4 separate regions of the Homo sapiens genome follow, and all the other regions are linked to region 1. Evidence: chromatin contacts called from ENCODE Hi-C or POLR2A ChIA-PET data. All regions are on one chromosome and are shown on one strand. Each heading gives the region's core, a stretch centred on a gene start or an enhancer-like site at or near the end of the contact. The rest is flanking DNA. Distances are from core to core; before and after follow the strand shown. Region 1 overlaps PLXNC1 (plexin C1). Region 2 overlaps CEP83 (centrosomal protein 83). Region 3 overlaps PLXNC1 (plexin C1). Region 4 overlaps CEP83 (centrosomal protein 83).

Region 1 (6,755 bases), core at 2,818-5,317:
TGCTTTCTCTACATCATTTTAAGGAGGAACAACATCAAAGGGAACTCTCTCTACTTCGCAAAAGACTAGAAGAACTGGAAACAACACAAAGAAAACAACTAGAGGAACTTGGATCTTCCGGAGAATGATGTTCTTGGAGAACAGGCAGATCAAAAGAGGTGAAGTTGGTGACTCAGTAAAACTTGACATTTTAACCTGTGGCATTTAGATACTTTTTACTGTTTGCCAAAACACTTGAATGTGCCTCAAGAAAAGGTACCTACTACATGCTGTATTGTATGACTGTCAGGATTTTAAGATTATACAAGTGAAGCATTAAAAGAGAAATTCTCAGAGATATTTAGAATATTTGACAATGGTTTGAGAATGTAAAACAAAAAGGAACTAGTTAGAGTCAAGTTTTAAAATTTTTACTTTGTTGAATTTTTTTTTTTGGCATTTTGAGTGAAATATAACTATCATTAATTCTCTCTTCATCTTTGAGATGCTTGGCCATAACAGGGTCCATACACATCTTCTGGTTTACTATATACAAAAACTGTAGTTGAAAAAAGATGACAATTTAAAAGTCAGCCTAAAGAATGTAAAGGTATCTATATACAAAAGGCTACCTTTTCTAAAATCTGTGTGCACATAATTAAAGAGCTTAATTTTTTTTTAATCGTGTGTTTAATTTTACATCAACCATATAGCATATATTTAGCAATATGACAGTCTACTGATTTTGGCTTTGTTAGAATAGAGAATAAGTGCAAATAATTAAATCCTATGGCTGTATTAACAAGGGGGCCATTGATTATAAAACTTGAACTCAGGTCCTTTTATAAACATTGTTGGTATTTAACTTTACTTCCCATTACTGTGGATCTAACCAAATAATTATGTGTTTTGTGTCCCTAAGTATGCTCTCATTTTTTTTGGTCTACACCCATTGGAAGCCTTTTTAATGTGACATCTTTTAGAGGAATTCTGCTGGAATAATTTCATGTTAACGAGGCTAAAGCTCAAGTCTCCCAAATTAAGTGGAATGTTCATTATCCCAAGGTGTTCATAGTCAAAAGTCCCAGTTGATAGTGAAGAAGGCCAGGACTGTAATTGAGCAGTCCTTAGCACCATTTAGCAAACTAGGTTTACTTACTACATAATATAGCTGCTTATTCACAGCATATACAGTGACACCTTATCTCTGAAAAATAATTTCCACGGAGCCACTTAGAATAAAAAAACTATTATAACTAGAAAATTGAAAAAAAAAAAAGACAGTCCACAGTTACATCAAAATGTTTATTTTTTGGATATAGACATTTAAAACATTCATCTCCAAGAACAGCTTCAATCAGGTATACAATAAGAAATAGACTTTAAATCCTAATACAGAAAAGGTAACAGAATTTTTTTGAATGCTGCTGTAGACACTAGTGTTAGAAAAAAAAGTTTATAAATGGTTTTGCACCAAAAAAATATGCAAAGAAACTTGAAAATAGAAATTGTTTGCCATTTGTTGCTCTGGTTGCTGTTTAATATAGACCCAGTGACTGATTGTCTTCAGCACACATCTAATTTGGCCATTTACTGCATTTGGCTAATGTGATCCAAAATGTGATCTAGATAGTGCTTTTCACTGGAGGATTGACAAACACGCTACATACATTAGTGAATCTTCATACCACCTCAGTGAGGTAGCTTAGAAATATTATACAGAAATTGAGGCACAAAGAGGTAAGTGACTTGCCCAAAGTTCCCAACAGCACAGTCCCTGGAAGAGGAGGTAACTCTCCACACAGGACTCATGTGCCAGAAAGCTGGACAGGGACACCCTCATGTAGCATTTAGTAAATACTTAGATAAAGCTGTAGCTGATCCTTTGAGTTTTCAGTACCCTAAAGTAGTAGGGGAAGTCTTTTGGGCAACTCTCCTACCCTTGGCTCTCAACTTTCCTACTGTTGTTCTCTTATGAACTCCTTCACCTCTTTGAAGACTGTAGCAGCCTTCAATGGGGACCAGACCTCTCACCTTTATTCTGATCTGTCATCTATTTGGTAGTTTTGTTTGTTTGAGGTGTGTCCGTTGGACAGACAATGGTCAAAAGCAACAGGATTGGGAAGGTGCCTATCAGGGTAGTAACTGCTTATTTTCTCTGATCAGTTTGTTGAGGTGTCACCTCTCTCATGCTTTTCCAGATAATACAGAAGCAAAAAGGAATTGCCTTTAAGACAAATTCATATTTAAATCCTAATGCTCCATACAGTGTTGGTAAATGATTTCAAGGAATATGTGATCAATGTTATTTGACTTGAAAAAATTTTCTTTCCTAGATGGGGGATTTGGAGCACCAAGGGTAAAAGGTGCCTGCCACAAGAAAAGCTCAAGAGTTGCCAATTATGCTGTTTACTTCTTCTGGTTTAATAGAAGGAAAACACAGTGGTATTAAAACTGGTCATGAGCAGCAAAAATTCAGGAATTAAAAAATCAGCACTAAAAAGACTACAGTATAACTGGATAGAGAATTCTTTAAAAAGAAAGGCATGAATAAAATGGGTATTTTAAATTCTTTCTCCTGCGAGGAATACTTTCAAAAAGTACATAGTAAGACTAAGATACCAAGTTGTATACTAATATTTTTCAGGCCTTGGGCCTCAAATATATATATTTATATATAATACTCCAGTGTGAACAGCAATTCGATAAAATGTAAAATGTATCTTTTTTTTTTTAAATCACACACAAGTATTCATAACCACAGGGTTCACCAGAAATCTAAAGCAAGGAGACACTCACTCATATAGAAATGGAGTTACTCTTCCACAGATCGTTCTGATCAAAGGTTTTGGAACAGAAATGAATTAATGATTTTTTTGTATAATATCCAACATGTCCACTATCAAATACATTTAGTATGAAAAAACAGATGAAGAAAAGGAACATACATTAGGACAAAGTATCTGGTTAAAATGCTGTTCATTTAAATAAAGCCCACTCTCCTTACTTTAGAGCTCCTTGGTGAAATGGAGGTGAGTTTGATGGAGTGCAGTTGATGACCACTGAAAAACACGAGCCCTTTCAACAATGTTGCAACACTGTTAGTTTTTGGTTTAAACACACACACACACTCACAAATGCTAAGTGTACACTACCAAATTCTGCGGTCAGCTTTTCCAAGAACTACTGGGGAAAGTTTCAATGCTGCAAATCCTCGAGGTTGCCCTAACACCCCCACCTTGTTTCCAAATGACTCATTTCACATTTTGTTTTGAGCACTGGCAGTATCCCTTTACAATGCAGAGGTGCAGTGTAGCACAAGTGCTACATAGCTGTAGTTTTCAAACAAAACCACTTATATCATTGTGCTTAAGTGGAGACTGTAGTTACAATACTGACATTCGCTTACTGGCCTTGTATTCTCTGTAAACAAGGAGGCTGTTTGCAACAACCACTTCAACTCTATTTACAGAAGGGTTCCCACGGTATACACACAGGCACAAGGGTTGGTATGCTTTCTAAAAGCTGTGCATGTGCCTTGGTCTCTTAAAAAGACAGTGCCCAAAGTGGAACCTATGTGCAAACAACAAATTAACGACACAGAGTAGCTCAAGCAGCCATTTTGCTCCCAAGTCGTCTGAAGAACTTTGCCAGATTAAGCCAGGCCCCAGAGTGCTTACATCCACTTGCATTTCTTCTTTTCATCAAATAAGACTTTTACATGCAAGAGTTGTTTCTGAGCTTCTTCCAGCCCTCGTTCTCTTTCTAGTTTATTTAGAATCTGTTGACAATTAGAACAGTTATTTTAGATATTGTGGTTTTAGCGTTACAATTCTGTTTTTTGCATACCTGATGCTGTGAGTGGTAAAATCTGTATGAAACAGATGCCAACATTTTCTTCCATCATTTACATACTCACTTTGCAAGTTGTTTTGCTAAGTCCTTATCACAGGATCAACAATACCTTGGCTTAAAATAGAAGCTCGCAAGAAATACCAACTATTTGCTTACAAATATGGGGCCAGGCTTCCTAGGCCCTGCTTTATGCATTATGTCACAGCCATTCCAAGCACAGCAAGCATTCCTGGGCAGCCAACATGCAGGCAAGTATTTCTCCTTAAATGCAGCAGGCAGGGACATCCTGGTCAGAGACAGATCCTTCCCTTCCCTCCCATCTGGGCAGTGTAGTCCCTCCTCGTGCTTCCCTTCTCTCCCCTGACCCCTGGAACGAGGGATGCTTATCATGTTTAAGAACTCATTGCCTCTACCCTACCTTAGAGCTTCACTTCATCTTCAAGTAGCAAATGGAATTGGTGAGCTATTCTCACCATTGACATGGATAGCCTGTCCCAGCATGATTGGGGGGGAATCAGGGAAGGGGGAGTTAACATTTGTTTGGAAACAAAGCATCTGATGAATGTGTCTGTTTGAATTTCCAAAGAAAAAAACCCAGATTAAGGAGAATTAATCATAAAGGAGAATGGTTTATTGAAATAGTCGCTTAAGTTAGAAATATGTCATAATTTCATATAACGATTGAATACAGAATCTAGGCAATTTAACAAGCTTAGCTTTCATTTTTAGCAAATTACAATCAAGCATAAGCTGACCCCATTTAATAGGGCCACTACTTACTCATCAAAGTTAACTTGAGTCAGGGTGGCTGTAGGCCCCATGAACTCAAATGTAAATTCAGGCTGGTCCAAATGTGGGCAGCATGATAAAACTGTAAGGGGGGCAGCCATGTACAGGGTCTGGCTCAGTGCCAGGATCCCCCATCTCAGACAGGCTTCCTGGCTTCCCTTTCTGGCCTTTTGGGATGCCAGAGCTGTTCTGAAACTGACAGAATGCTATAACCACATCCTTGTGCCTGATTCAAAGGTTAAAAACAATGTTATTTAAAATCTTACCTCATCAAAATATTTTACGATGTATTTGTAAATTTCTGTCAAGGCCACTTCTTCATTAAATTCATTTTCATGTTTCTAAAAGAAAGACTTGTTGAGAGATTCTGAAATGACGTAAAGTAACCAAATATAAGCTTATTTCTGCTTTCTAATGATACCTTAGATTCCTGAGTTAAAAATTCTTCCATTTCTGAGGATGACAATGGAGGCAAATCCCTGATTGCTTTGTAATAAGATTTTACTTCTTCTTTGTAGGTTGGGATATCCTTGGCATAGAGAAGCTTATTAGTTGGTGCTTCCTGGGGAAAAAAAAAAAAAAAAAGCAACCATCACCAAAAGAGTAAAAAAAAAAAAAAAAAAAGATGGAGGAATTTATAATATTCCAATGTAGCTGAACCCCCACCACCAACCAGTTTTACCTCTTGCTAACAAGGCTTCATGCAGTAGGCCTTAAATGTTGTTGACTGAATGACTGACTGCTATCTAGATAGTTCTGGTGAGTCACTGTTATTTTCAGGCAGATTAAATGCTAATATATTCTGCCTTCCTCTCATAAAAGAACTAAAATTATTATTTTTGCATGATTTTGAGTTACTGTAACAATGGAACTTATTTCAATCATAGTTCATTACTAATGGTTGTAAAAAGCCTGAATTAAAACATTTGCTCTCATCCTCACCCACCAGTGAATTTGGCATTTACAAAAGACTTGATTGTAGGTCTGATTGAGCCCTTTATATAACCATGAAACTGGTAAGTAATTGGCAGAGGCAGATTTTCCAGCTTGTCCCTTTTATTTCATTAGATTATAGACATCATCCAGTTTCTTCAGGGAAGCACATGGTCATTAGTATTGGTGGCTCTGATGTGTGATTTTGCAGAGGTTCTCTGGCAATTTGAATGATTCTACGTAATTATAACAGTGATATTTAAAAATTAAATATGATTTTATTTTTAAAAATCATTATTTTTCACAAAACTTTAAAAAATTCTACTCAGGGAAGATAGGTAAGTTAATGATAGGGCTAATGTCCCAGCCCATGAGGCTGAATCAATGGCTTGATGAATCATTCTGAAGGATGCCTAGAGACTGAGATATTATTGAGATTTTCTCATTTGTCAAATTTAAGTGGAACCCAGAAATCATGCTATCATTCATTCATTCAATAAACATTATTAAGCACTGGAGCAGGCATTGAGAGTACAATGATAAAGACTAGTGGCTGCCCTTGAGAAGCTTACAATCTAGTTGCAAAGACAGATTTATGAAGTGCTTACTATGATACAAATAATTAGCAGCAGTAGTTGACAGAAAGAGTTGGACAAATCAGAAATCATAATTCTGCTACTTTGTGTGGTTTCAGGCAAGACTTGTAACCTCCCAGAACATCAATTTTCTCATCTATAAAATGAGGGTAATAATAACTACCTTATTTGGTACTTGTGAGGATTAAGTGAAGTGTGTCAAGAACATAATTCATAAACAACTGTTTTTAGTGTGAACAAACATTTAAGTGCCTTTCAGTGTGCTGCATGCTAAGATGAACTTTATTAGTCAAATGAAGAAAGTGCTGTAGGAAATATATTGGGGAAAGTTCACAAAGTAGGCATATGTAGACTGATCTGAGTCTCCTACAGTTTCTGGTCCTCATTAGGAAATCATATTTGTCGAATGAATAAAATGTTTATGATGAATGAATGGGTAGGATTTTACTAGACAGAGGGACTGTGAGACAGGAAAGATGAGCAAAGGGGTGTGAGAACAAGTTCATGGTGTGAACTTGGGAAAAGTAAAAGCTGTAGCACAGTGGGTATGTGGGGCGTGCAAGAAAATAACGAGGCCAGCAAAGAGGGCTGAAGCCCATCAGG
Region 2 (6,755 bases), core at 1,780-4,279, 120 kb before region 1:
CTACTCCTACTCCTGCTCCCTTTTAGTTTCTGTTTGCATAGAATGTCTTTTTCCATCCCTTTACTTTCAGTCTATGTGTTGTTATAGGTGAAATGAATTTCGCTGTTTTTGGAATTCTCTTTTTGTCTTTGATTGTTGACAGTTTGACTATAACGTGCTTTGTGGAAGACCTTTCTGCACTGTATTTGGGAATCTCTGAGCCTCTTGTATCTGGATGTTTAAATCCCTTGCTAGACTTCGGAAGTTTTTATCTGTTATTTCATTAAGTAGGTTTTCTATGCATTTTATTTTCTCTTTGCCTTATGAGACTCTGAAAATGAGAATATTTAGTTGCCTTGTGGTGCCCATATGTCACAAAGGCTTTGCTCACTGTTTTTTATTCTTTACCTTTTGTCTGATTGGGTTATTTGAAAGACCTATCTTCAGGTTCTGAGATTCTTTCTTCTGCTTGATCTAGTCTGTTGTTGAAGCTTTCAAATGTATTTTGTATTTCACTCAGTGAAGTCTTCAGTTCCAGAATTTGATTCTTTTTTTTTAATGATACCTATCTTTTTCATAAATTTCTCATTCATATTCTAGGAATTGTTTTTCTGATTTCTTTATGTTATTTTTCAGTATTCTCTTGTATCTCACTGAGCTTCTTTAAAATCAATATTTTAAATTCTTTTTCCAGAATTTTGTGAATTTATTTTTGATTGGGATTTGTTGCTGGAGAATTATTATGTTCCTTTGGAGGTATGATATTTTCTTGCTGTGATGTTAGTAGCTGGGTGGGTGAGCCCAATCTCAGGTTCCTGGGAAGAGTCCTTAGTTGCCAATGGTGGCTGAGTTGTGTGATCTCCAGGCCTCTGGATTGTGTGCTCTGGCATGGGGGGTGGGTGAGGCCAGGTGGGCTTGTCTTTAGACTCCCCAGTGGTGCGTATAGGTGCTGGCTGTGTTAGGAAGGGGTGGGGTGATCCTTAGGCCCCCAGCACAATGTTCATGTTGTGAGAGGCAGTGTCTGTGCTGCAGCCCTACTGCTGGGGAGGGCAGAGTTGCTTTCAGTGATACCAGCTATATGCAGGCAAGTATTAGGAACATGCATTTCACTTGCATTTTAGCCCTGGTGGTGGCAGACCATACTTGGCTTGTGTTTCAGTCCTGGTGGTGCAGCCTGTGTTTCACTCACATTTTAGTCCTGGTGGTGGCAGCTCATGCTTGGCTTGTGCTTTAGCCTGGGCAGTGGAAGCTCATGCTTTGCTTATTCCTTAGTCCTGGTAGCACAGTGATGGCAGCTGTGGGTGAGGGACTCTGGGCACATGAAAATGAGTGGTGGCTCCACTGCTGGAAGCAGTGGCTGAGATTGGAGCCAGAGGCGTGCACTTTGGCCCCAGCATCAGGAACCAGGCATGGTGGTAGCTGTGGGCTGGGTATGTCAGTGGGACTCCAGGGATGTGAAGAGACAGGTGCTGTTAAGCCCAAGCACAAGGTGCAGTCTGTTGGGACTGAGTTCTCAAAATGGTGTCTTACTATAGCTGCAGGACTGGGATGGGGAGTGGAGAGGTTGGTGTGCCCCAGCGTGAGCTCCCTCTCTGGAGCAATGCTGTTGTGCACTCTTCATGCAGTTCCCTTTGTTAGTTTCAGGGCCTGTGAGGGTCCAGGGCCTCTACTGTGGCTAGGATTGCAAGTATCCATGGTGGGAATGTGGACCCCTGGGCATCTCTCATTTACCCTTTCCCCTGACTGGGAATTCTCTCCAGGCTCTTAGCTAATCTCGGATAAGCAGGCTGCCTCACTTCTCTCTCTTTCCTTGATTTAGGTGTTTCCTGTCACCTCTTTGTTGAATTCCTTAATGTTTTACAATTTAAAAACTTCCTGAATTTATGACTTTGTATAGGTAATATGTGCACATGGTAAAAAAATTTTAAGTCCAGAAAGTTTAAATAGTCCATTTTCTCTCATCCTTATTCAGTCAGCAATTGTTGGTTAACAAGTATATTCCACTGACCATCATAAACTCCTTGAGGACAAGGATTTTCTTTTATTTATTTCTGTATTCCTGTATCCAACAAAGTGTCTAGCATATTAAAGGTACTTAGAAAATATCCATGGAGTACTCTGAATATGGGCAGGCTCTTCTTTCCTCATGAGAAGTGTGCTTGACTTGATGGTCTGTATATTTTTTATATCTCTCAAAACCCTTTTACTGTAAGTAGACCATTCAGTAAATGTGGTATAGCAGTCACTTAATAAATATTGGTTGTTTAATCAGTTTTTTAAAGTATATGGTTTTAACATTAACCTGTGTGTCTTGAGGATGGCTTTTATTTATCTCCTTTTTCTGGCTGTGAAAAATTTTATACTTGCTTTGTGACAGATTCAAAATAATGAAGAGAATGTTTGTGTTAACTGCAGTAAAATATCAGTTAAACTCAGTTTTAAGTATCAATTTCTCTTTAACTTTTCAGATTACGGCATAAATCTCATAGAAGTAAAATTAAATCAGGATTTATTTAAAAAACAATTTTCAGGATATGCTGTTGCATCAGTAGATAATCTTTATTGTGTATTAGCAGCCATATTATGGGTAGCCTTTTCTATTTCAGAAGAAAGGTGGGACTGTGAGCAAAGAAGAATATACAACTCACACAGAGGTGCTAAGTGCTCATAAATCTTCTGGAAAGTCCCCATGTTATTGTAACAGACCTTACATTAAGAAATGTTAAAATGAATTTGGACAAGAATCATCTTTGCCTTTCAGATCACAACTTTCAGAGACTTTGGTAATTTACACTAAGCATTTGAGGTTGAGTCATTACTATGTCCTACTTTCTAGATTCTTTTGTGTGAATTAAGCTGTGCAGAGGCAGACAGTACAATCGTAAAAATAGAATAACATTTTAATTTAGAGTGCTTGGTGGTTGATTGCTAACCACTTGAATACATATCTTCTTCCTTTTCTCATTCCTTGCTCTCCCTTGTTTCTTTCTAAATCACAATTACAGAGCCTGGCACCTTACCAGGGCTTTGAAGGGTCTGCTCCCAGCTGCACTTCAGGTTCTGGCAGGGCGTCAAGTTGTGACTTTTTTTTTGTACGCAAGACATCCTGGATGGCTATCCAAAGGCTGTTTGGGTGACTAGTGCAGGATTATCTCTGGATTTTGAAGAAATTCATTTCTAATGTTTTGTTTATAAGTAAAGTAAATGCCTGGTGTAGGTCCTCCCTAGACTTTTAATGTTGTTTTTTAAAAAACATCATTCACTTTGAGGGCATGTAGTATTTAAAACATTGTTTTGAAATATTCAAAGGCATAGCATGTGCTTTTAATGGAATGTGTTTTGGAAGCTTTCCATGAGCATCAGCAGCTGTGCTTTTTTGAATATTTTGAATTACCATACTTTGGGGCAGACATTGTACTACTCACTGCTTAAAAAATACAGTGCCTATGCAAAATAAAATGTCATATGGAGGTCTGTAAAGCTGGGACTAGTCAAAAGAAGTGGTAGGAAGGACACGTGGATGTGATTATGTATTTGTAATGGTTGCAAAGAGAAGATGAAGAATTTGGAAAAAGGTTGTACTAGTCTTTTAAAAACTGCCTTTCACTGAGACTAGCCCAACAAGTGCTCACTGATTAACAGGCCAATCGAGATAATGTTTCACTTTTTTTCACTTATTGCTGTTTGAACTCTGTACTTTACTTTAAAAAATTTTCAATATGAATTTCTGTATTTAGTAAACTGCACAGTAGGAGACGTTTTATTGTGTATTTCAAGCATCTAATGTATGTGTAAGTGTCTTGCAGATAATTGATAGCTGTGTATTGACTGATTGAAATCAAAGAAGTCTAACCATGGTAGGAATTTAAAATTGTGTTAGAAATTTTGAGTTTGATAAACCTTTTTATAAGTAAATATAAATACAAGAGAAAGCCATTGTATTAGTTACTTGTGGCTGCTGTTACAAATTACCATATAATAGGTGTCTCAAAACAACAAAAAAATTATTCTTTCAACATTTTAGAGATTAGAAGTCAGAAATCAAGTTGTTGGCCAAGCCACGTTCCCTCTGAAGGCTCTGGGTTAGAATCTTTTCCTTGCCTTTTCCAGCTTTTTGTGGCTGTAGGTTTTCCTTGGCTTATGGCTACATCTTTCCAGTCTCTGTCTCCGTGGTCACATTGCCTCTTCCTCTTCAGTCTCAAACTCCCTCTCCTTCTCTCTTAGAAGGATACATGTGATTGTTTTGGATACATAATCCAGCATAAGCCTCTCCTCTTAAGATCCTTAATTTAATCACCCCACCCTTTTTTTAAAAGTATATAAGGTAATATTCATAGCATCCAGAGATTAGGAAATGACATATTTTGAGGGCTAGCATTCAGCCCACTATTGTTTGGAAGACTGTTTCTGAATTTGGAGGAGAAAAGTGAATCGAGGCTAAAGTAGCATTAGAATGGTGAGCACATTATTTGTTCATTTGTTATTTTTGAGCTCTTAATATGTGCCTGTGGTTTTTTAGGTGTTGGGATTATGAACATGAGTAAGACATGTTTCTTGTCATGGACAAAGTTACATTCCATGTGTTGTATATACTAAAATGCAAGATAAAACACAGAATAATGAACTATTTGGGAGGGTCTTTACTTCATGGAGGAAGTAATGCATTCCTGAGCTGGGTTTTGAAGGCTGAATAGGAATTCACTAGATCAGAATACAAAGAGATGGAAAAAGCCTTCTGAGCAAGGAAATTAGCATTTACAAAGCCATGGCGGTAGAAAACAGCAGTATGTGCTCAGGAAGCTAAATGGTAATTAGTGCAATGAGACAAATTTTAGATTTGTTTTCATTTCTTTTTTTTTTTTTTGAGACGGAGTTTCGCTCTGTCACCCAGGCTGGAGTGCAGTGGTGTGATCTTGGCTCACTGCAAGCTCCACCTCCCAGGTTCACACCATTCTCCTGCCTCAGCCTCCCGAGTAGCTGGGACTACAGGCGCCTGTCACCACGCCCAGCTAATTTTTTTTGTATTTTTAGTAGAGATGGGGTTTCACTGTGTTAGCCAGGATGGTCTCAAGCTCCTGACCTCGTGATCCGCCCACCTTGGCCTCCCAAAGTGCTGGGATTACAGGCGTGAGCCACCGCACTGGCCTGTTTTCATTTCTTATATACACATTAGCTATTAAAATCTCCCATTTTGCCAGCTACAGCATAAATATTCTTTGCTGTGATGGTTCTTAAAGCAAAAATCTTTTCATAGATTAAGACGGTCTGTGAACAGCCATTAAATACATGAAAAAGTGCTTCAGGAAAACGTAAATTAAAATCATAAGGAGATACCACTTTATGCCTCCTAGAAGGGCTACAATTAAAGGGACTCACAACATCACATTATTACCCACACGACAGATGGGTTTGGTTGCTTGGCAGGTATCATCAACTCAGTGCTCACAACCAAAGAGGATTTAGCATGAGGATTTTATTACTTGCAACAAGTAAGGAGAACATGGGGATAGTTCCTAAAGCAGGGGCCTGAGTCAGGTTTTATAAGTGTAGGATAACAAGGCATGATCTGATTGGATCTTGCAATGAGGTGGTACTGGAGGCATGATCTGACAGGATCCCTCCATGGGATGATGCCAGAGCTTGATCTGATTGGATCCTGGATCCTGCCATGCAATGTCTGCTTCTTAATTCAGTCCCCATTTCTTGGTCCAAGCACTTAGGTTCCTCCTGAGATTGCAGTCTTGGCTCATCTGAGCATGCTCAGGTTATGTGAGCTGAGGGTCCATGGCAGCTGAAAAATAACTCACAATTTATTACATAAAAGTTGAACCAGAGGCAGCCCCCCTTCATCTCTCTCCTCCTGCTCCTTTTCTCCTCCTTTCTCCTCCCCCTCCCTTTTTTCCTCCCTCCCTCTCCCCCTTTCCCTCGATCCCCTCCTCCCTCCCTCCCCGTCTTTCTTACCCCCTCCCTTTCTCTCTCTCTCTCTCTCTCACTCGTTCCCTAACATTAAAGAGAAAATGCTGCTATCCGTGACTTCCAGGCCCGGGATTTCTACTTTTGGCTACAATAGAAACAACAAGAAGCCATATGTGTCATTGGCTCAGCAGATGGCACCACCTAGCCCAAGCAACAGTACACCTAACAGCAGTAGTGGAAGCAATGGAAATGACCAGCTGAGCAAAACCAACCTATACATCCGAGGATTGCAACCAGGCACTACTGACCAAGATCTTGTCAAGCTGTGTCAGCCATATGGCAAGATTGTTTCCACTAAGGCCGTACTGGACAAGACCACAAACAAATGTAAAGGCTATGGCTTTGTAGATTTTGACAGCCCTTCAGCAGCACAGAAAGCTGTAACAGCACTGAAGGCCAGTGGTGTACAGGCACAGATGGTAAAGCAACAGGAACAGGACCCCACAAATTTATACATCTCAAACCTCCCACTGTCAATGGATGAGCAGGAACTGGAGGGGATGCTGAAGCCCTTTGGCCAGGTTATCTCCACCCGTATCCTTCGAGATACCAGTGGGACCAGCAGAGGTGTTGGCTTTGCAAGGATGGAGTCCACAGAGAAGTGTGAAGCCATCATCACCCACTTTAATGGAAAATATATTAAGACACCCCCTGGAGTACCAGCCCCATCCGATCCCTTGCTTTGCAAATTTGCTGATGGCGGGCCAAAGAAACGACAGAACCAAGGAATATTTGTGCAAAATGGACGGGCTTGGCCAAGGAATGGAGACATGGGCATCATGGCCTTGACCTATGACCCC
Region 3 (6,755 bases), core at 2,383-4,882, 96 kb after region 1:
ATGGCACATGTATACCTATGTAACAAAACTGCACGTTGTGCACATGTACCCTAGAACTTAAAGTATAATAAATAATAACAATAATAATTTTATTTCTGTGTCTTTTCTATTTTTTTTTTTTTTTTTTTTTTTTTGAGACGGAGTCTCGCTCTGTCGCCCAGGCTGGAGAGCAGTGGCGGGATCTCGGCTCACTGCAAGCTCCGCCTCCCGGGTTCACGCCATTCTCCTGCCTCAGCCTCCCAAGTAGCTGGGACTACAGGCGCCCGCCACCACGCCCGGCTAATTTTTTGTATTTTTAGTAGAGACGGGGTTTCACCGTTTTAGCCGGGGTGGTCTCGATCTCCTGACCTCGTGATCCGCCCGCCTCGGCCTCCCAACGTGCTGGGATTACAGGCGTGAGCCACCGCGCCCGGCCGTCTTTTCTATTTTTATTACATATCTCTGCTTTCCTTCTCCACCACATCAGTCATTCCACCAGGGGAGCCCATGTTTACAACCTTGTTTGAATTCTTCTATATTTTTGCCCATGCTCAAATAATCATATAGAGACATATATACATAAACATATACAGGGGCATTTTTTGATCAATATAAGATCATGCTAGGAACACTTTTATGCATCTTGCTGTTTTTACTCAACAAAACCTCACAGAAATCCCTCCAGGACAACTGGAATTGCTCTGATTATTTCTTTTTAATGCTGATCCCATAGTGAGTATGAGGATGTACTATCTTTTAATTGTTTTGTGGAAAGAAATAAAGCTTCTGTGAACAGAGGTTCTTATTATATGGAGGTTTTTCTCTGCCTACAAAGTGACTAGAATGTTACTAGGCATATGATAGGCAGGTAGCAAATAGCCTTTGAATAGAGCTAATAGGTGGAACTGAACACAACCCTAGACTGCCGTCTCCATAGGTCAGGGTCAGGTTTATTTAAACAAAGACCTGAGATTTTCAGGTAAGCCAAAGGTGGCAATAGGGTAGGAAATATTTTGAAATAATGTGATCAAGAGATAGAATCAGATGGCTTATCAACACTATTAAAATAATTAGTCCGAAGTTGGTTTCAAAGGATAGCTTTAGTCAAATTACGAACTTCTTATCTTCTTTGAGAGTGGTGGTGAGCTGGAGAGAGTGAGGCAGTGGCTGTGTGGGAAGTCTCTGGGAAGATTAGGGTAAACCACAGTGGGACTTAGGGCGAGGAAGAAAACACCAGTGGTCGTTTGGGTGGTAAGCAGTTTTGAAATGTACCAGACCAGATATAAACAGTGATTAATTTGTAATAGTGAGCCCCTAGCTAGGTACGGAAGTTGTATAAGCAGCACTTTTAATTTAATGAACAAGCTACTTCCTCCCACTACATTTAGCTGAAGTATTATCCTTAAATTTTTATAAATAACATAAGAAAAAAAATCTTCCAGAATTTTAACCACTTATCAGAGTCCTGGGTATATTCAAGGATTATGGTATTCTACTTTCTACTATTCTCTATTAGCGCCAAATTTGGCTATTTTTCAGACTGATGAGAGAAATTAGAATTTGGATATACCTATGTTTAGATGCCTAAGAATCTTTTCCACCAAATCTATTCACTCTGATTCAGGACTGGTAGAAGTTTGTATGAAAGTTATTATTATTATTTTTTTTCTCCAGGAAGACAACAGAAAGTGACAACAGCCAAATAACTTTAAATCTGTTCGTTCTGATCAGTTACAACTTAGAAGCTTGATTATTTTATTATTTATCACTCATTAAATACTTTGGCTCTCCTTTATTAAATGTTAAATCATCGTAAGTGGTAAAGTTCTTGCTATTTCTCTGAAATGGCAAAGTGTAAGGGAAAAGAGAAAGTGGCCCATTTCCTTGTTAATATGGCATTCAAACAGAACACAGTGAGCTCAACAGACAGGTCAGCTGGCTGCTGTACAGTTATTCATAACAGAGGACTCTGTACAATTATTCATAACACAAGAGCCGTCATTAGGGAGAAAATGCCTCCTTATAGCACCACTGAGACTGCAAGGCAGGAATTCCCTTTTTCCGTAGGGCACGGTTGGCGTGTGCATTTGAAAATGCTTAAATATGCTCCTTGCTCCCTTCTCTCATCCAATGACAGGACTGATGTGTTGTCAAGAGTGGTGCTGCCATAGCAAGGGTCCACTGGCTTTCCAAAGGACCTCACTTGCAATGGTCACTGCCCATGTTGGTCTTCTCTCCATCGCTACCAAGACTGTTGGAAGCTATGTTCATAAGATGGTTACTGGGGAAGCCTCAACACATTAGGATAAGGGACCATTACACTAAACAAAATTCTGCAATTAAGCCACCTTTAAGGTATCTCGTTGACCATGAATCTGAACCTCTTTTTTCTTTATTTTCAAAAGCAATATGTATTTCTACAACATTAGAAGTCCAACTTTTCTTCCAGTTCAACCATTGAGGGTCATCTTCAGCTCCACAAGACGACAAACTCCATGAGAGCAGGCCCATGATGTGACTTGGTTACCGCTGTATCCCCAGCACCTTGCAGAGTGGATGGCATCTGGTGGGCACTCAATATTCGTTAATGAGTGCTAAATGAATGGAGTGCTATCACTAAGCATGTTTGATTGCTAATGGATATTTTACACACAGAAGAAATTTAGCATCCGCTGTGCAAAATGAGACAATACAACGAGGACAAATTAAAATCTTTCCTCTTACCTTTTCTTTACTGCTTCGAATTATCTGAATTTTAGGGCACTTTTTTGCTCCAGACGAAATATCCAGCCAGTTTTCTAAGTTCTCTGAATGTACACAATCTCCTTGAAAAGTGCACCTAAAAAAACGAGGCAACAAAACAGCGACCCCATACGTGTGTTAGTTAAAACAGCGACCCCATACGTGCATTAGTTAAAACTTTCTTATACTTGGCTTCAGTACAAAATGCCAGACCTTGTACAGTGGATTATTGATTTGAGCGAGAATAGGAACATGATGCTAAAACCATGAAAAGCAACAAGAAAACAGCAGAGCATTTTTTTCCATCATGTCTAGGAGCAAAGAACAAATGTAGACAACATGGTGAACTTCGACTCCTGAGCCATCTCTCAAGATGACATCGCCAAATATATCTGAAACACATCCTCCCATGGATTCTGAAATAGGGAGCTCCCTTTTAGAAATGCCTAGCAAAGAACAGCTCAAGGAAGAGTTCACATATTGTATAAATTTTAGGTTTGCTATTCATTCTCAGAATATCAACCTATTGTGTAACTTGATTTTGTTTAAAAATAATAACAAAGTTACTATTTTGTGCTTTGCAGTATGATAATTAAATAGAAAAATTTCAAGGGCAGAGTCTGCCTAAGAATTTGATAAGACATTCCATAACCATCTGCTACATACCATTTATTTAGACAGATACCAAATTATATCAAAAGATATAGGTGAAACATTTTTCCAGGGCCATTTTCCCAAGTCAGCCAGCTCAGAGGCTGACCCAGATAAGTCTTAAGCTGTGGCCAGGGCCAACTACTTTGATAAAGAGATGCTCAGAAGCTGAGTGGTGAGATCACTGGCTTGCTTGATGTGTCAGTCACTCTAGGTCACACTAACTTGGGAACCCTTGCCTCACCAGACGGGGCACCAACCTGGCAAGAAGAACAAATACCAACAGCACGTTATCGCCAAAGGGTGTTGGACTCCACAGATATTCCATTGAATAGCATCAAGGAAAGAACGAAATATTTCTAGTACTACACCTCCTCAAGGCTGAAGATTAAAATGCAGGGGTGGTAAACCAGTGATGGTGAATTTTTAAAAGAAACTGAAAACACATGAATCATGAGATTGAAAAGCAACCAAATGATGACCACATTCAGCTACGGGGAGTCCCGGAGGGGATCCGAGCGGAATGAGGAATGGATGGGCCCAAACAGTGTATTTGGCTTCCTAAAGGTTTTATTTTTTCTCCTTTCTCTACTCTCTCTCTCTTTCAATTCTTAAGAATTTAGGCCTCATGGCTTCATCTTTGAGCTCTGTGTTAATTTGAATATGGCAAAAATAGAACAGGAAGTCAGTGAGTTTCACTAAACGTCATCCCCAAGCACAATACCTTTAGCATGTCACCGGCTTCTGACATTTGGGGAACCCTGCTCCCAATAAGCACATCTGTGTTCCACCTCCCACTACATCTGTGTCAGTTTCTTCTCCAACATTATAACCATGGGGATTTTCATCGGCAATTCTCCAAAGCCATAAATTTATCTGACCCTTGATGGCTAGCTCATCCGTCAAAGACATTAAGTTCAAATTAAACCGCCTGTCAATGTCAGAGAGAGTTTGCAACGGAGAGACAAGCACTGCTGGATTGAAAAACAGAATGACGAAGCTGGTTCTTTCGGTTGTATCTGAAATAGATCATGACTGTCAAAAACTCCCTGCCTCTCATGGGCACTCCGGTTTGTGTAAGGCACTTCCTCTGCCTATAAGAAAAAAAAAAATAAGCCAATTCCGAAGAGACTGGAGTACAAATATTTTTGTTGGCTCTTAATGCTGCCTGGGAGTCAAAGCCTAAGGCTGCCAAAAAAACAAGTGTAAAATATTTCATACAAATAGTGCTACAATTTGCCAATTTGTAGGCAGAAAACAGTAGTGCCACTGAGTTATCACTCCCTTTTCTGAACTCCTATAGCATTTCTTGTCAGAAGTACATATTTCGGTATTTAATCATATGCTGCCTCGAATTACAACTTAACTATTTCATAAGTCTATCTCAGTTCTCCCCAAGTAAGCTCTAAGCTCCTCAAAGAAGGGAGAAGGTCTTTAATATTTCTTTAGCAAATCCCTCAGTGTCTGGCAGCATGATATGCAAATACTAGGGTTTCAATAAATATTTTTGAATGAAAGGATGAAATATGAAATCTCTATAGGTCTTTTCTGTTGCTGATTTTTCTTTCTAGAGTTTTAATTCATGTCTGACTCCTCCTCATGCCAAAGAGACTATTTTTAAAACAAGCAAAAAGTTTAAATCTGGGGACAAATTGGGGGTGAGGTTTCCATTTTACTTTTTGAAAAAAAAAGGGAAAAGAAAGTATAAAATGAACCTTTCATTTTTTATTCTGCATAAGGCAAAAACAAAATCTAACCATGTTAAGCAACTAAACATAAATTCCTTGTTTTTATATATATATAAAAAAACAACCCACCACCTCTGAACTCCTATTCTTTGCCTCTCACCAGTACAAATAAAAAATGAAAAAATAAAAAGCAAACCATGACACCAAGTATGTATAACCAGATGGCCAGCCAACAACAGTATCTTATTACTTCTCAAATACTGCAGATTATAAAATCTTCATGACAGCATATTACTCATACATTTACATTTCTTACAGAGCAGATCTTATAGCTCCCATATTTTAGTAAACAAAGCTAGTTACTCTGAAATAATTCCTTTTGAAAGCTATCACTCTAATTCCTGCGTATCAACAAGAGCAACGGTCAAGTGCATAAACACTTGAGCCACTGCCCTAATTAAATTAAAATCTCATTGTCACACAGGACTCTTAGTGAGGCTGATTCTTCAGTGATGCACTCTCAGATAGGCTGATATCTTAATGGCTTCATTTCAATTTCTTCAGGCCAAGAATAGGAGGAAAATTGGATTTGGATAAGAATGGACATATTCTAGGGAAACTGGTAGAGATATATTTGCTTTCTTGACTTACTATTACTTTTGCTCCATCCTCTACTGAGGATCTATCCCAAAGTCCTCAGACTCCCAGTCAGTATTTTATTTTTCTAGTCCTTATTTCCACTTAGAGCTAATACTTTCATGATAAAGCCTGCAGGCAGACACAAGCCTATTTGCAAATTAGAATACAGAACCTGCCCAAATGCAAAGAAAAGATTGCCTGAAGGAAAAAAAAAAAAATCCCCCAAACCAAAAAGTTAATTTAAAAAGACTTCCCTTATGTGAAAAACACTGTATGTAGAAACAATTCAGTCAATGAAACTATTTAAGAAAGCTGTTCTTGTTAGTTTGCTATAAAATCTGCTGTAGAGCTTAATGTATTCGAGATAATACTAGAGTTTGATATTGGCATTCAACTATATAAGTATGTAACCGCCCCCTCCCTCACCCCCAACAGATTTAAAAAAAAAAAAAGTTCCAAACCTACTCCGGCCCCAAGTCATAAACAGGAAGGTCCCAGACACTTGTTTCTAAGTTCACTGTTTGAAAACTTAGAAAGTCTTTATATACAGTGGGTTTGCTTCCTGGGTTCATAGAAATATGTGTAACCCATAATATCCCTGAATAATTACCCCACCACAGACTGGCATGGAGGAAACATTACTGTGTGCCAGGCACTGATGGGAGTGTTTGCAGTTAGTTCTCACAACAACCTCACTCTTTACGGATGAAACAGAAGCTCAGAGAAGTACAGTAACATATCAAGGCCACATAGCTGCCAAGTGGCAGAAGTCTGATTTCAGAGCCCACAAACTTGGCCCCCTGGCTTCATGCCTTCCTATAGATCCTAACCACCACTTAATAGAGGACATTCATAGTTCCTCCTGGCTTCCTGGGACCTCAACCAGTGGTTGCAGGGTGGAGCTGGGCCAGGATGAGGACACAGGGATGGGGACCCCAGAAACAGAGAAGACAGAAGGTAAGGCAGAGACTGTAGGATGAAGCGGTTAGCAAGGATTTGGGGGAGAACACAGAAGTGGGCATTCTGAGAGGCCTCTAATTTTCCTCTATCACTAGC
Region 4 (6,755 bases), core at 2,572-5,071, 68 kb before region 1:
CTGCAGACTTCATTAACAATCTTAATTGTGTCATGAGATCAAGAGCCTCTTTGCTCGTACTTAAAAAGTCTGCAGATGAGCTGAGGATTTTGAAATCATATCTTTCCCTGTTTCTTTTTTTAAAATCATTGATTTTAGATTTTCAATTTTTACTTGTTACTATCAATGAGCCCTGTCTTCTAGTTTCTAATATGCTTTTTCTTATCTGTTATAGACTGGAAACTTCCAAAATGTTTGAAATAAGTCAGTGTTAAGAGTAAATAGACATCAAATGAATGCCTTAGGTACTTTCTGTCGTGAGAGAAGTGTATAAACTTTATTTTATTGATGGTCATTCATATGTTGTTTGTCTAGATGCCTTTGTTGCATATTTCCTGGAACACTATCTTTCGTTTGAATTCTGCCAATTAGTTTGAGAAAATTTTTGTTACATTGGTATATGTTAAGTTGAGGTTTTGAATAATTTTAGTATAATTATAAATGTATTTTAAATAGTGCTTATTTGATTTTGAAATACTTGAAAAATGATGAATTTTAAACTATTTTGTTTGTATGAAAGGCTGAAAAACAATCAGCTAATTTACGGGCAGAACGTTTGGAAAAAGAGCTACAATCAAGCAGTGAACAAAATACCTTTTTAATTAATAAATTGCATAAAGCTGAACGAGAAATAAATACATTGTCCAGTAAAGTAAGTTGTTTTATGTTTCTGTTTCATTCTTTAGAATGTTTGTTAGTATATAATGATAAATTTTATTTTTAATAATTGATTTCTTTATACTGAAATGTTTTATTATATCATTCTGCCTTCTAAGAAATAAATACATTGATCAGTAGAGTATGTTATCTTATGCCTCTATTTCATTCTTTAGAATGCTTGATACTGTACAGTGACAAATTTTGTGTTTAGTTCTCTGTATTGAAATATTTTTAATCCTTTATCATTCTACCTTCCAAATACATGCAGAATCTGATCAATTCTTATGACATCCACTGTGACTATTCCAGTCCAAGCCATGATTTTTCTAGGCTCCATTTCTGTGCTAGGTTGCTAACTGGTCTTTCTGCTTTCTACCCATTCAGAGCTCTGTATGATCTGGATCCTGCAGTCTTTTCACAGCCATGACCTGTATTTTTCCTCCTGTTCACTTTGCTCCCTTTGGCCTTCTCACTCTTTGAGCAAACTCACATCTTGCTCAGGGTTTCTGCACTTGTCTGAGTTTGGCTCAGTCTTCCCTCACGTATCCACATAACTTGCTTCTTCACCACCTAGATGTTGCCTAACCAGGGAGGCTTTCCTTGTCTTCACATTGTAAAACAGCATCTTCCTTCTTCCTCTGTCTTTCTCTCTGTCTTCCTTACCTGCTTCATAGCTCTTAATACTATCTGATATAGTTATTTGGTTTTTATTTTTTGGTCTCTCCTTTTCTTTCCCACCACCTTCCCCTCAACCCAATGTAAGCTCCAAGAGAGCAGGGACATTGTTTTCATCACTACTGCTTTTCCAGCTTCTAGAATGGTGCCGGCACATAGTAGGTACTCAAATATTTCTTCAATGAATAAATTAGTAGTAGCAGCATGATCTACATTTATATTCTCCTTAACAGACTGGATTCAAATTCTGATTTTTTCATTACTAAAAAAAGCTGTGTGACCTTGGGCAGTTCACTGTCTCTCTGAAACTTAAGTGCCTTTGTCTATGCAATGGGACTAATACCTACATTACAGAGTTGTGGCAAAAATTAAATGTAGCTGATGATGAAAATGATAATAGCAGTGATTATACACTGGTGATATCCTTAAATAAGAAAATATTGTAACATAAAGAATACAGAATTTTTAGTCCATTGACTAGTCTGTGTCTCACTGTCTCAATAACTATGTGTAACCTAAGGCAAGTTACCTAATATCATTAGGATCCAATTTCCTTATATCTGTAAGAACCCTTCCAGCCTACTAAGACTGTGTAAGAACTACTAGGAAATAATTTGATTGCCTCCTGATTAACTGTAAGTAGATTATATATTCAACAGATACACATTGAAAGCTTATAACTATAGAGTATACAAAAAAATAGATACAAAACACAAGTAAATTCAGGATATGGGGAGTTTCCATGCTTTTCTTCCAATTCCAGTATAAATTATTTTCAATTTTGTGAAATAATATTGAGTACGTAGTATTTGCAGCACATTGTTCTTGACCTGAGTAGCCAGACTACACTGCTGGAATAATTGGAACCACAGATGTCGCAATAGGACATGGGATGTGCTGGCTTCTGCTGTGGCTTCTCTCTTGGGGGGGCCACCAAGTATAATACTTTTCATGCAGTACATTTTACCTGAGCTCCCTAGCTCACCTGTGTGCTGACCCTGATTTTTCTTCTTTTTTTCCATATATATATACTCTTCCCTATTGCTCTTTCCTCTTAGAGTTAGAGCCTAGGTGATTTCTCCTACTCCGCTGAAGAAAGAACAGCAATCTAGTATAGTATTTATTTCTCTGTGCTTGTTTATTAATACACATTGCTAAGAGTTGCCTGTCTTTTTAAAGGCACACTTGCCTTATTTTGCATATAAATGGAGTATTAAATACCATCCTTCAACTTTAAACAAACCAAGTTTCATTTGAAGTCTTGTATGTAAAGATTCCATTGGAAGGGTAGATTTTAAAATAATATTTCAAACATGACTGCCACAGTTTTCTTTGCAACTTGAAGTTTTCATCAACATTTTGCAATTCTAGCAAATGGTTGTTTGCAGTGCAAAGGAACACCTGGGGTGTGTTTGTCTTAGTTACTCAAATTCATAAATGTTTGTCAGATTTTAGAACAAAGTTATGTCAGTGTGAGTATCAGTGTCTTGGATTAAAAGGTATTACCAAAGATGGCCTGAAAATGATGACCTTAAAGAGATTTCACATTCAGTGAGGTAAATTCTTCTAGTTCCCTCATAAGGTTTTTCATTTTCAGAATGCCAATAAAAGGTAGTTTTAAGAAAGCCACCCAACAGAGTTGTCCTTATTTACCTAAATTAATTGGGTAATTACATCTCAGAACTTTGAAAAAGATCAAGATTTAAGTACCATCTCTTTGGAATCTGTATCCAGAGCTTCTTAGGTAATACATATTGTCAATTATATTTCCATTTCTTGCTTATTTATGCTGTGCTCTTGTGTGTCTTTCTGTGAGTATGTGTACTTTAACAGATACTGACCCCCTGTAAAATGCCCAGTTTTGCCAGTTTTGACATTTATTAAAGTTTTGTTAGTAATATCTGAATACTTCCATTGTGTCAAAACATAAAGCAAATTCACAACATAAAGGCCAGAATCTATATGGCAAACATTCTGTGAAGAACAGGGTGACTTGGTCCAGTGGAGCTTTAGGAGACCATGAATTGCTTGAAATTTTATGCAACATTTTAACATGAGCATTTTATTTAAAAAAAAAATCCCTAATTTTCCTAGGATTTGGGACTTGATCACAAAGAAGATTAAGAACCAAGGATCTAGGGGCAGAAAGAAACTTTACTGTAACATTTGGAATTTGGTTCAGATTACTCATAGAAAAGTGCTATTATTTGTCATTACTGGGTAATACATTTTCATACGTTAAGTAAAATTCCTTTTAGTATATTTTTAGGAAATTAACAGTGTTCATATAAGTGATGCATCAGTGATGTTAGGATAATAGAAATAAGGCAATAAAGAAAAACTTTAGATCCATAAATGAGTACATTTGAATGCAGAGAGGACAGGTAAATTGCTTGAGCATATACCACTGGTTTAACAGCAAAAGTAGGCCTGAAGACAGACCTCACTTGTTGCTTGACTTCCTATTCGGTGTTCTTTCAGTTTCAATAATTGTAGTTTAGTTAAAAATGTCGTCTCATTTCAGTAAATTTCAGGGTGAAATGAATAAGAAATAAGTTTTTGTAGATCTTTTACCATGAGATGAATCAACTTCCTATGAAATAAGATGGCTCTAATTTTCCACCTCATGCAGCTATAGTATGTTTGTTAATGAAATGCTGTGTCATTCTTAACCTTTTACAGTTAGTATATAATAGCAGGTTATAATTACATTTGTCATAGTGATTGGATTTTCTTTGTAATCATATTTCTTCAAAATTTTAAAGTATTTATAATTTAAATTCTATCTGTCCATGAAATTATAATGTAGTAAAATCCAATCTACAGAAAGTTTAAGTATTAAAACAAATTATCAGCTGTTGTCATGTAAACATCATTTTATAAAACTTGCTTTTATAGAAAATAACTTCCAAAAGGAAATTAAAACCACAGGCCAGGTGTGGTGGCTTAACGCCTGTAATCCCAGCACTTTGGAAGGCCGAGGCGGATGGATCACGAGGTCAGGAGTTCAAGACCAGCCTGGCCAAGATGGTGAAACCCCATCTCTACTAAAAATACAAAATTTAGCCAGGTGTGGTGGTGCATGCCTGTAATCCTAGCTACTCAGGAGGCTGAGGCAGAGAATTTGCTTGAACCCAGGAGACAGAGGTTGCAGTAAGCTGAGATTAAGCCACTGTACTCCAGCCTGGGCGACAGAGCGAGACTCTGTCTCAGAAAATAAATAAATAAAAATGCAAAACTGATGTCAGCACAGGGTCACCATTTTATGTACGGTCATTTAAAAATCTACGAGTTAATTTGGAGGGATGTCTTATTGTAGTTACCAGTACATAAGGCAGTACTCACTTTTCTGTTTATTTCCTTTGGATGAGGATTTTGCATGAAACTATTCCTTGAAACGTTTTCAGGACCTTTTGTTGATGGAATATCTTCCAATAAGACACTTCTATTTCTTATCCTTGCCCTCTTTGGCTCTAGGACCTTTTTTTGATTTGTGTCTGACTCCCAACTCCAGTATTTATGGGGTTTTATTGGACTCTTAAGTAAATTGTCTTTTATTTTCCTGTTTCTGCCATCTCACATTTTCTGTATTTGATGTGTATGTATTTGTAGTTTCCTACTCTGATTCCATACTTTTATATATTTGGATAATATATCAGAAAATGGGTTAATCTAACCTTTGTGTTTGTATTGATTAAATCCTTATTATATGACTATATCTAATTTTAGAAGCTCCTTACCAAAGAGAAGGGCTATGGAAAATGAATTTATATGATTTATACTTGTTCCTGCCCCCAATCCCCTACCTAATACTTGTGCACATGCGCACACAGACACAGTCTATACACATTACACTATTTTGTCACCAGATTCAATTGATTCTTCCTTCCCCCCTCCGTTTATTCATTTCTTGCCTCTTAATTGATTTATTTACCTTCAGTTTCTTAAGCCAACAGATTCGCATTAGTTAATTGTGCCACCTTCAACAGCTAACCTGAAAAACAACCCTTTTGTATGGTATATAAAGTTTATTCCCTGCCATTCCTCCACAGATTTCACATCTTCCGGTGCTCTACATGTAATGCTTAGCTTGTTTTAAGAGCAGACCATGTGATGTTATACATATAATAACATTTTGTATGCTGTTCCTTCTACCTAGAATACCTTCTTTGTCCCCAGCACATTTTTTATTCTTAAATTTAATTTTAATTTTTTTTTAGAGACAAGGTCTCACTCTGTTGCCCAGGCTGGAATACATTGGCACAATCATAGCACTGCAGCCTCAAACCCCTAGACTCAAGTGATCCTCTTACCTCAGTCTCCCCAGTGGCTGGGACTAAGGGGCATGTCATGTCTGGCTAATTTTTAAATTTTTTTTTAGAGAAAGGATCTCACTATGTTGCCCAGGCTGGTCTCCAACACCAGGCCTCAAACACTTCCTTCTGCCACAGCCTCTTGAGTAGCTGGGATTTTAGGTGCAAGTTACTGTATCCAGCTGTGGACACTTTTTAAAAGGAAGGTTTCAGGCCAAGTGCAGTGGATTACAACTATAATCCTAGCACTTTAGGAGGCCAAAGCAGGTGGATTGCTTGAGGCCAGGAGTTTGAGACCAGCCTGGTCAACATAGCAAGACCCTATTGCTACAAAAAAATTGAAAAATTATCTGAGTGTGGTGGTGTGCACCTATAGTCCTGACAGCTACTTGGAATGCTGAGGAGAGAGGATCACTTGAGCCCAGGAGTTTGAAGTTGAAATGAGCTATGATCGTGCCACTGCACTCCAGCCTGGATGACATAGCAAGACCCTGTCTTTTAGAAATATTAACAAATTTTAAAAGTTTCAGGGTTTTTTCCCCTGCAGATTTTCCAATCATTGAGTAGTTGATTTTAGATACTTGTAATTAAGTCTTTAAGGCAAGATTAAGCCAAAGGACCATACACAGATATTCGTAAAGAAATGCCTCTGTTCTGTTAGGAAAGAACAGTATTTTCTTAATGTCTCCTTACTTGAAGTACTGTTGCAGGCACTGACACTTCTTTCTTCTTGGAAGATACTTAGACTCTACTTTACTACCAGAGCGTTTTCTTGTTTCCACTTATGTTTTGGGGTAAGTATTGAATGGCAAGAAAATGACCAATAGTAATTTCAGTTTTTAATTATCAACAGGTAAAAGAACTTAAACATTCAAACAAACTGGAAATAACAGACATCAAACTGGAGACAGCAAGAGCTAAGAGTGAGCTAGAAAGAGAAAGGAATAAGATTCAAAGTGAACTGGATGGTAATATGTGATTTCCCTTGCTGCTGCTGCTGCTGCTTATTTTCAGATATGAACTCAAATTATTAAAATAGTTGAATCTGAATTTTTATTTCCAAATTTT

Evidence for each region. A loop is a pair of places that touch in the nucleus more often than their neighbours do. ChIA-PET counts read pairs that join two places held with the same protein, here RNA polymerase II (POLR2A). Pooled maps may share reads with other maps.
Region 2: a pooled map shows a loop between it and region 1 (4-fold over the local background). The contact joins two enhancer-like sites. A Hi-C loop is called at or near these places in 2 of 37 single-sample maps with no recorded cell type and 8 of 50 pooled maps. POLR2A ChIA-PET finds 5 or more read pairs at or near these places in 2 of 52 experiments (AG04450 and activated naive CD4-positive, alpha-beta T cell).
Region 3: a map of naive thymus-derived CD4-positive, alpha-beta T cell shows a loop between it and region 1 (7-fold over the local background). The contact joins two enhancer-like sites. A Hi-C loop is called at or near these places in 4 of 168 maps with a recorded cell type or tissue (B cell, CD8-positive, alpha-beta T cell, gastrocnemius medialis and 1 more), 26 of 37 single-sample maps with no recorded cell type and 14 of 50 pooled maps. POLR2A ChIA-PET finds 5 or more read pairs at or near these places in 12 of 52 experiments (CD8-positive, alpha-beta memory T cell, T-cell, WTC11 and 6 more).
Region 4: a loop to region 1 is called in a map of naive thymus-derived CD4-positive, alpha-beta T cell, with 6 times the contacts of the local background. The contact joins two enhancer-like sites. A Hi-C loop is called at or near these places in 1 of 168 maps with a recorded cell type or tissue (naive thymus-derived CD4-positive, alpha-beta T cell), 2 of 37 single-sample maps with no recorded cell type and 10 of 50 pooled maps. POLR2A ChIA-PET finds 5 or more read pairs at or near these places in 5 of 52 experiments (WTC11, activated CD4-positive, alpha-beta memory T cell, activated CD8-positive, alpha-beta memory T cell and 2 more).

Annotation. Positions count from the first base shown.
Region 1 is chr12:94,302,186-94,308,940 of GRCh38, reverse strand. PLXNC1 (plexin C1) reads right to left here. Exons shown (of 31, transcript NM_005761.3): 29 at 5,045-5,185; 30 at 4,890-4,964; 31 at 1,266-3,760. The coding sequence ends at 3,656. It overlaps CEP83 (centrosomal protein 83), which reads left to right. Exons shown (of 17, transcript NM_016122.3): 17 at 24-1,243. The coding sequence ends at 128. Among named protein-coding and RNA genes, the nearest start is that of PLXNC1-AS1, 130 kb to the right of the region's middle. RefSeq lists a silencer at 3,014-3,113 and an enhancer at 3,728-4,607. Within about 2 kb of position 4,067, at least 3 of the 41 ENCODE cell types and tissues checked have a DNase peak (open chromatin) inside an H3K27ac peak, as active enhancers do.
Region 2 is chr12:94,424,210-94,430,964 of GRCh38, reverse strand. The region is part of intron 2 of CEP83 (centrosomal protein 83); the gene reads left to right. It also overlaps the pseudogene RBMS2P1. Among named protein-coding and RNA genes, the nearest start is that of CEP83, 32 kb to the left of the region's middle. RefSeq lists enhancers at 1,222-1,271, 4,404-4,968. Within about 2 kb of position 3,029, at least 9 of the 41 ENCODE cell types and tissues checked have a DNase peak (open chromatin) inside an H3K27ac peak, as active enhancers do.
Region 3 is chr12:94,205,653-94,212,407 of GRCh38, reverse strand. It overlaps PLXNC1 (plexin C1), which reads right to left. Exons shown (of 31, transcript NM_005761.3): 5 at 2,704-2,818. Among named protein-coding and RNA genes, the nearest start is that of PLXNC1-AS1, 33 kb to the right of the region's middle. RefSeq lists enhancers at 3,700-3,959, 4,610-4,679. Within about 2 kb of position 3,632, at least 12 of the 41 ENCODE cell types and tissues checked have a DNase peak (open chromatin) inside an H3K27ac peak, as active enhancers do.
Region 4 is chr12:94,369,822-94,376,576 of GRCh38, reverse strand. It overlaps CEP83 (centrosomal protein 83), which reads left to right. Exons shown (of 17, transcript NM_016122.3): 8 at 560-691; 9 at 6,541-6,655. Among named protein-coding and RNA genes, the nearest start is that of CEP83, 87 kb to the left of the region's middle. Within about 2 kb of position 3,821, at least 2 of the 41 ENCODE cell types and tissues checked have a DNase peak (open chromatin) inside an H3K27ac peak, as active enhancers do.